Linked DNA regions of Homo sapiens: region 2 is linked to region 1. Evidence: chromatin contacts called from ENCODE Hi-C data. All regions are on one chromosome and are shown on one strand. Each heading gives the region's core, a stretch centred on a gene start or an enhancer-like site at or near the end of the contact. The rest is flanking DNA. Distances are from core to core; before and after follow the strand shown.

Region 1 (4,429 bases), core at 746-3,245:
ATTTTCTGCTGTCTTGTAGCATGTCCTGAATTAACTTGACATAACATTAAATTTTGTATTTTTATTTAACTTCTCAAGAATTTATGTTGTTTCTAAAACTAGAACAGGGAAGCAATGTGGTATAAAGGAAAACACTCAAATTTGGACTCAAAGGCTTAGTTCTAATTGGGATTTTGCCATTTTTACTTAAGTTTTCTGAACTTCAGTTTCTATAGCTGTAAAATGAAGAAGAAACTGGCCCTGTTACATTGCAAGCTACTCACATTCTTACATTTTAATTTGCGTTTATTTTAATAACTTAATTTTTTAATATGGGATTAAAGATGTTTACCTGCATGAATACATTTCAACAGAACCAGAAGAATTGACTATGATTTTTTAACCCATTAAGATAGCATAAATCACAACACATGATTTATTTATTTGAAAGATTAAATAAGATAATGAATGTGAAATGGCTGGCTCACAGCAGACTGCAATAGATGGTACCTATTATTATTAGCTTGGGACCAACTACCTGGAAGCAAGAGACTGTGTCTTCAAAAATTTGTTTCTTACCCCACAGAGCTTAGTCCTGTGACTCACACACAATCAGGAGAAGGACAATTAATATTTGGGTCTTTGCCTTGCTGATATGCCAGGTAGAGAAATGTTTACACATTAGGAAAAAAAAAAAAAAAACCTTGCGATATAGAGAGTATTTTTCACAATATCTGGAGAGAAATTTCATCTGATTTGGAATTATAGGTTGAAGGACTAGACACGACCAGGATACGTCCTGAGACTGAGGGACAAATCCTTATTCTAGCCACACGCAAACAGCGGATTTTGAAAGCTGCCTCCAGCAATATAAAAGAACCTCAGAGCTGTGACTCAGCACAGGGTTATAACACTCTGATTTATCTTTCTCTAATCTCTTCCTCAAGGTCTGAAAGAATCTACTGTGCAATTTAGCAGAAAAAGTAGACAACCTCCGCCCGGCTCTTGTGCTCCGGTAATCCTCTCTCGAACCTGTGAGCAATTTCCAAAATCCGGTCTCTTTCTTCTAGCTCTGGTGTAAATGTCTTAGAAAGACTTGTAAACCAGAACAAGAATTCAAATAACCTGCCAGGTCAGTGTGCTTGCATAGACTTTTGAAGTTTAGAAAGATGTATGTATGACCAGAACCCCAAAGAGCTAAGCAAGATGACTGGAGGTTGCTGTTTCCAAACACCATGTCTGCACGCAGGGAAAATGTAAGCAGGTTTAATTGTCAGGATCTCAGTACTCTGATCCCGCCTACAGTCCATCCTCTCCCAGGAACTCAGAACTCTAAGCTCTTTCTCCAAGAACTGCTGGGAGGGGACCCTGGATTTTCCTTGGGGAAAATCCAGTGTTGCCAGGCTGATGACAGATTGCTGTTTGGTATTATTAACAGATATCAGTTGAGGTTGGCAAAACCTCTCTCCTTCCTTCTGCCCCCTTGCCTGTCGATATTTATTGATTCTCCATAGCGTTTAGAGCTGAATTTAACTCCCCATTTTTTCTCTTCTCAGCCTCTCCCTGTTAACAGGTTCATCCTCTAATTCTGAGTTGAAAAATGGATCCCCTTCCCTTCCAAAGCAGGGAAACTTGACTACAGGCGATCACATTTTTTTTTTTAAATGTGTTAAGAATCACAGCAGTTGTCCACTGTTGACAAAATGCTCAAAGGACAGAGGTGTGAGGGCTTGTGAGAAAATCCACAAATTCATCATGAAGTCCGTCATGGCAGTTAACTTGAAAACCAGGGATGACAATGTGGGTGACACCTCCTTCTTAGAGTGTCCCATCGCAGAGAACAGGGGTGGCTTGATCTGTACGGCATCCAGCATTGTGGGGCCTATGGTAAGCATTCCGAGAAATAGGGGGAGCATGTAGCATCACAGGCAAGAGGCGAGATGAATGAACTTTCTGTTCATTTGAGAGTGCAGACAGAGGTAGGAGGAAGTAGGTGGAAATGAATCAGTGAAATAAACCGGCATCTGCTCGCACACGGAGCATGCCGTTTCCTGACATGACTCACTGCCCAGCTCCTCCTGCCGCCTCTGACTCACCGTGCAGAGAGGCTGGTTTCTAAGGAGACCACTGAGGGCTGGGCAGTAGCCACCTGTGTAGACACTGTGCTCACATGGCCGTGGAGCCTGTTATCTAGAAAGCCTCATTTCTTTAAATGTCATTAGAGAGAGAGAGAAAAAATATTTCTTAAGGTTATTCTTGAGGTTATTTACAGACACACATCTGCTAGGAAGGAATGAAGTTCTTTGTTTGTCCAAAATAAGCAATTGATCCATGTTTTGGCCAACAGAGCTGTGCTAAATGCTGGGCACATTTGGAATGACTGGGGGATAGGGGAAGGATGCAGGAATGAAGAAGAGAAAAATGGAATTGATATTTCAAAATAAAATGCAAGTAAATCTATGACATATACTTACATAATAGTGGCTCACATGTTTAGTACTCACTGTATGATGGACATTGCCAATAAAAGATCAGTAAGCCCAGTTCCTCCCCTCTCAGAGCTAGTAGGTCCCAGGACGGTGGAGACAGCGAGCTTCTCAGAGAGCAGCTTTTCTGCAACTCATGGAGGGTGGAGAGAGAAGTTAATGTACCCAAAGTGAGAGACACAGATGGCACCTACAGGAGCCTTTCCATTCTCAGGCCACCCAGAATCTCAATTAGTCCCACACAATGGTGTAGAAGCTCTCATCTAACTTGGTTCATTGAATGAGTTTGAAAATAATGGTAATACTGTTTGTCAGTAAAGAGATGCTGGCAAAATACTCCAAAAGTTTCTGCTCTTAAAGAGTTAACTACTTCCCCTGAATACCTATTTGTATTTTTTAATAGCTTCAAAATACCTTATCACAGGCAATGGAAAAACAACAACAACAACAACAACGTCAACCTAGCCAGTGTCAAAACTATCGTAAGTTCCCAACTAATGAATTTTAAATTTTCATGAGCTTCTATTAGGTATTTTGTACCCTTAGTTTTTTTACGCCACCAACACTTTTCATCAAAAGGGCATGAAAACATTGTGTGTTTTTAAAGGGTAAGAAAATTCTGAGGTCTTATTTTCCTTTTAACCTTATGTTCAATAAGCTCACATCCTTGCAAAGGAAGTACATAATTCTACCATAAAAATCAGCCTTTCATGGATTCAGAGTTTTTAAGAAAGTCTAAAGTAAATTTATCTGAAAATAAATCTTCCTGAGAAAAAATACATTTTTTTCCTGGAGTCGTTTTTAAAAATATGACTTGATATTATAGCTGTATGAAGGAGTATCTGAAGTACTGACTTCTTATATCATTCCTTTACATTTTCCTCAGAGTTTTGAAATTGCTCCCTATTGAACGAGCCTATTCTCTGTGCAGAGGAAGCTTTTTACACCTTCTATAGGCGTGGAAGGCAGCAAGAATAGATCTCTGGATTGGATTGTTTCTGTTTCTCCCTCCTTCTCTCTCTCCCTTCCTTCCTTCATTCCTCCCTTCTTTTTTTCTTCTTGCCATTAATAAGCGTTTTTTGAACCCCAGAGTTGACCACATATTTGCTCTTCTACCTTTACTTTGGGTTTCTTTGGAAGATACATACAAAGATGGTATCTCAAGGTCCCTGGAAGAGTCAAGGCAGAGAAGATCCTCTATACATGAAAAGGAGGCAAAGAAGACATGGAGAAAGATGATGTCCTATTCTTAGTTACAAGTTTCACCAAATTAGTAGTGAGAGGATCATACATTTACAAGACCTGAAGATGGTAGATGCTCTTGGGAATATAGCAGGGTGGGCAGGAAAGAGGCAAGTGGAGACTCAAGTGCATCTCTTCAACACACTTAGACTTTAAAACTCCATTTCAGCTGGCAAAGTTTGGCAGTAGATATAGTTTTGTGAGAAGTAAAAAGACCAGATTGGAGCCATGAAAAGGAATAAAATTATTGGAGTTTCCCAGAGCCAGATCTAGGCTTTAAGTGGGAAGGAGATAATTCTTCACATTCATATCTTCATTCTTTTGCCCAGTTCAGAAGTTGCGAAAAATGAACCAATTGATGGCCAAAGACCAAATCTAGAACAAAGAGCATTCACTCTATTTTTTTTAGATATATGAGGATAGAGAATGAATAGCTTAACAAGGGCTCATCAGACGATCAAGAAGTAGGTCTTAATCCTGCTATGCTCCTGGCTTTGTGATAGCCGGGCATTCTCCATCCCCAAGGAGCTAATGGAGTAACTGTGCAGACACATAAAGATAAAAAATAAGAGAGAATGCTATGAGGACAGAGAGAGGAGGCATGTCCTTTTGGAAAACTTTGGGGAAGATTTCATGAAAAATTGATAGATTTTGGAGTATGGTTTCGAACTAGGTTTTGGGTTATAGGTAGTTTCACCACTAAGAGAAGAAGGTTAGGTCGA
Region 2 (4,863 bases), core at 479-2,978, 410 kb before region 1:
AGGAGGATATGTGAACGAATGGTACTGCTCTCGCACACTGACATTGCCAGGGCAAGTATGTTTTGATGATTATGGATCTGATCTTTCACAATCAACAGACTTCCTGTCTGTCACCTCAGACTTTAGAAACAATGAGAATAAGCTAACATGTAACTGGGAGCTCTTCATGAGAACTGAAAGAGACAACTGGAGCTGTGGTGACAGAGTGGGGCGAGTTGGTGGAGAGGGCAAACTCATTCAGCCTCCCTCATTCCCCTGGCCTTCCAGGCAGAAGCTTCTTCCACCCTGCAGCAGAGGTTATTGCTAAGAGTCCTACAACTTGCCCCTGACTGGTTCCTAGAGAAACTTCTTCCTGCAGGTTTGGGTGCAGAGTGAGCTGTGGCCTTCCAGTTCCCTGCGTGTGCACTCAGGGTGCTTGGAGCATCCTTCAGAAAAGATGGGACCTTGGAAAGTCACTGATTCTTGCTGAGTTGCAACTTCCTCATCTATGTAGGGGAGAAAACTTAGTATCTTTTCTTTATCTCTCACAGTTCATGGCTGAGGCCCATAACAAAATACGGATTAGCAAGAGAAAAGCATAACACATTTATTTAATGCAAGTTTTAAGTGACATAGGCACCTTCAGTAATGAAAACTCAAAGACCCAGGGAAAAGTGTGGATTTTTATGGACAGTCATGCAGAAGTATGACTGGAGGCAAAAGGATATGATCAAGTGGTAATAAGCGGGGGGTACTTGGTAAGGCCTGCTTGTTCAGATTCCTCTTGGCCTCTCTGTGTGACATTCCTTCCCTCCAGCTATAGGACAAGACACCTGTCACATGAAAATCTTCAGGGGAGGAGGGTGGGAGTAGGTCAGAGGTAACCTTCCTAGGTTTTAAGGCCCACTTCAGGGGAGAGAGGGACAAGAGGAATTTCAGTTTCTATGTCCCACTGTAGGGGAGAAGGGGTGGGAGAAGGTCAGAGAGACTATCTTGCTTCTGAGGTTTTCTCAATTTCCTTCAGCATGCTTCACTCAGTATGTCAATATGCCACATTCTGAGGTGGCATTTTTTGCACCTCATCTTCTGTAGTGGGGCCTTTCCTCCACTTTTATTTACTTCACAGAATGATGAACATAGTGGAGGTGATGTGAACGGTAGTTACTATGCTGCTCAGCAAGAGGAAGTGGGGTAGAAGATGGAAGCAGCTTCAGGAGGATTCCAGGCAGGAAGTATATGGGATTAGAGCAGCTGGGTGGAGCAGGGAAGTCCTCCAGGGCAGGGGAGGGGCTACCACTTACAACCTCCAGTCGGAAAGACACAGCACAAAATGGATTCTTTCCAGATTTTTCTACTTGTAATTTTTTTTTAATGAGTACACAGCATTGCATTCCTGTAAAACTTTAATTTTGTTTAAAGAACAAATGCTGCCTACATTCCAGATACTGGTTCTTGCTTCCAGGAGAATACTTGAAATAGATCTTTTCATGAACAAGTGTGTTTGTGGCCAGTGCCCCCATTGGCAAGGCTGTTGAATTAAAAATCCTTAATTTTTTTTTTTTAATTTGTACTCTGTATGTTTACTGAATTACAGAAAGGTACATTCAGAACTTTTGTCTTCTTTCCAAGTGGGTGTCTCAGGAGTCAGCAGCTGCATAAATACACACACAGTTCAGTTAACTGAAATTGGGGATTAATGATGTGTGCTACACCTGCATTTTTAATCTTGCAAAAAAAAACCCATTAAGTGCAAGCATAGAGGATTACGATGAGCCACACACCTGCAGGGAACATGGTGACCTGACGACAGAAATGAGCATGTCTGCTCTGCTGCACAACCACAGGCCAGTCGTCTCCACAGGAGGAGAGTGTTTCAAAGATGCTGATGGGAGGGAGTCCATTGTTATCGTTTCACATAAAGGACAGTGGTAACTGAACATTAGAAAAGAAAAATTGCTGTTCCATTTTTCCTTTATGCAGAAATGAACAACTTATTACAAATTTAACCAGCCTCACTGCCAGCCTTCTCAGCAGTGCCAAGTGATATGAAACAGCAGCAGCAGCAGCAGCCCATGGCATACATTTGAATACACATGGTCCTGTGGCTCACCACACGTTTTGCACTCACCCTCTTTAAAACAGCTTCTGCTTAAACCCCCACTACTTCATCCTTGGGGGCTTAATGCCTTTAGCTAAAGCTAAAGCTTCCTGGAGGCAGTGACCACATCACATCCACCTTCATATCCAACATGTAGTACAGGCTTGTCCCACAACGGATGCTCATTCGGAAGGGCAAGTACTCATTAAATGCTCCATTTAGTAAGAGGACTTATAATATTGCAATGCCCTCTGTTGAATTCCTACTATTGCATTGCCAAAGATGAAACAAAATGATAATAACCAGCATTGGCAGTATTGAGAGAAATGATGAACCTATTTAGAGTTCAAAGTAGCTGTATGGAAAATGTAGGAGTTCATTGTGAAATAGAAAGTGGCTAAAGAGGAGTCATGGTACGTAGACTGTATGGCTGAGATTTCACTTTAGTATTGCCTTTTAATAAAGCAGGTTGGAGGCCGGGCGTGGTGGTTCATGCCTGTAACCCCAGCACTTTGGGAGGTGGAGGCAGGCGGATCACGAGGTCAGGAGATTGAGACCATCCTGGCTAACACGGTGAAACCCCGTCTCTACTAAAAATACAAAAAATTAGCCGGGCATGGTGGTAGGCGCCTGTAGTCCCAGCTACTCGGGAGGCTGAGACAGGAGAATGGCGTGAACCTGGGAGGCAGAGCTTGCAGTGAGCCAAGATCACACCACTGCACTCCAACCTGGGTGACAGAGTGAGACTCCATCTCCAAAAAATAAATAAATAAATAAATAAATAAATAAAGCAGATTGGAAATACCAAAAGGATTAAAATTAGCATATTTTAAAACCAGCAATTCTAAAACATCCTAAGCAACAGCATAAATCATTAATTTGTCCTAATATTTACCTACAAAGAAGTTCATTGCAGCATTGCTTATCATATTAGAAGATTGAAACTAAACGGAATGTCCAACATAAGGGGATTTGTAGAATAAAAGCATACATCTTTCCAAGGGACTATGGAATAGATATTGAAAATGTTGTAAAGGCAGAATATTTCTATATATGGAGAGAAATAAGAAAAGCGGGTTATAAAACATACAATATGGTACACATTTCCTTCTTAGGAAAAAAGAAATGAGGCCTGGGGACTATATACATAATGGTATTTATCTGTGGGTGATGGGATTATGAGTTATTTTTATTTCTCTGTTTTTGTTTATTGGTATCTTATGTTAGTCTGAAATAAATATGTATTATTGGAGTCCAGAATATACTACCCCAAAGTATGACTGTCAAGGAGTTCAGGATATGCTACCCCAAAATATACTGTTTTGGTATGCAGTCAGCCCTCTTTATCCATGGGTTTTGTATCTAAGTATTCAGCTAATTTAAATCAAAACATATTCAAAAAAGAGAAAACAGCAACAACAAAACAATAATAAAAAATAATACAAATAAAAACCTAATATACTGTAACAACTCTTTTTGCAACATTTACATTGTATTAGGTATTATAACTAATCTAGAGATGATTTAAAGTATATGGAAGGATATATATAGATTATATGCAAATACTATACCATTTTATCACCATTTTATCATGCATACACACACATGTTAACCCAAAATAACTGAGACAGGTTTCAGTCAATTTAGGAAGTTTATTTTGGCAAAGTTAAGGATGCAAGCCCATGACACAGCCTCAGGAGGTCCTGACAACATGTGCCCAAGGTGGTCCAGTCACATTTTAGGGAGGCACCAGATATCATTCAATATATATAAAATGTACGTTGGTTCCATCTGGAAAGGCGGGACAACTCAAAGTGGGGAGAGGGCTTCCTGGTCATAGGTAGGTGAGAGATAAATGATTGCATTCTTTTGAGTTTCTGATTAGCCTTTCCAAAGGAGGCAGTCAGATATACATTTATCTAAGTGAGCATAGGAATGACTTTGAATAGAAAGGGAGGCAGGTTGGCCCAAAGCAGTTCCTGGCTTGACTTTTCCCATCAGTGTAGTGATTTTGGGGTCCTAATGAAGGAGGATATTTCCCTGACATTTTCATGGGTGGGAACTGGAGTGCATGGGCACTGGCAGGAGCAAACTCTACTCACTTGACCTACTGCACTCCACCTCTCTTGGGATGGGGAGCAGGCAGGTGAGCAGGTACAGGAGCCAGGGTGAGTGCTTTTGGGCACTGGCAAGTACAAACTCTGTACCAGCCCTGTAGTGGCATCTGGGGGTGGAGGTGCCCGTGACTCCTGTAGACTCAGAAGGAGTGTTACAGTGCCCTTTTAGCCTTGCCACCTGTGGGTGGCTTAAGTGTTAACAGCTCAGTGGAGGGTCAGTGTGACAGCCCTTTGCACCTACACTCATGGCACCCGAGATCTTGTCCAGCATCCAGAAGGAATGAGGTTGCAGGAATGAACTGAAGATGGCAAACACAGGAGAATTTATTGCCAATGAAAGTGGCTCTTAGTGGGAAGGGGAGCTGAAAAGGGGACAAAGTGGGAAGATAATCTTCCCCTGGAGTCCAGCCATGTCTGGCCAGACTCCTCTCTGAAGATATGCCATCAAGCTGTCCCTCTGAAATCAAGTTGCTTCTCTCCAACATCCAACCATAGTCTCCAATGTCCAACTACTTATCCTCCTCTCTGCTGGCTGAGTCTGGGGATTTTATGGGGTGGGCCATGGGTGATTCTGGAAAAGGCAACATTCAAGTGGGGAAACATGGATGTAAGCTCTCACTTTGGGCCAAGGTATCAGGCTTTTCAGCTCCAGGGTGGGGCCCTCTCCAG

The links. Hi-C counts contacts between places; a loop is a spot of excess contacts on that map. Pooled maps may share reads with other maps.
Region 2: a loop to region 1 is called in a map with no recorded cell type, with 5 times the contacts of the local background. The contact joins two enhancer-like sites. A Hi-C loop is called at or near these places in 3 of 37 single-sample maps with no recorded cell type and 6 of 50 pooled maps.

Annotation. Positions count from the first base shown.
Region 1 is chr13:34,155,161-34,159,589 of GRCh38, forward strand. No RefSeq gene overlaps it. Among named protein-coding and RNA genes, the nearest start is that of LINC02343, 190 kb to the right of the region's middle. RefSeq lists an enhancer at 1,393-2,592 and a silencer at 2,101-2,160. Within about 2 kb of position 1,996, at least 13 of the 41 ENCODE cell types and tissues checked have a DNase peak (open chromatin) inside an H3K27ac peak, as active enhancers do.
Region 2 is chr13:33,744,028-33,748,890 of GRCh38, forward strand. No RefSeq gene overlaps it. Among named protein-coding and RNA genes, the nearest start is that of RFC3, 72 kb to the right of the region's middle. Within about 2 kb of position 1,729, at least 10 of the 41 ENCODE cell types and tissues checked have a DNase peak (open chromatin) inside an H3K27ac peak, as active enhancers do.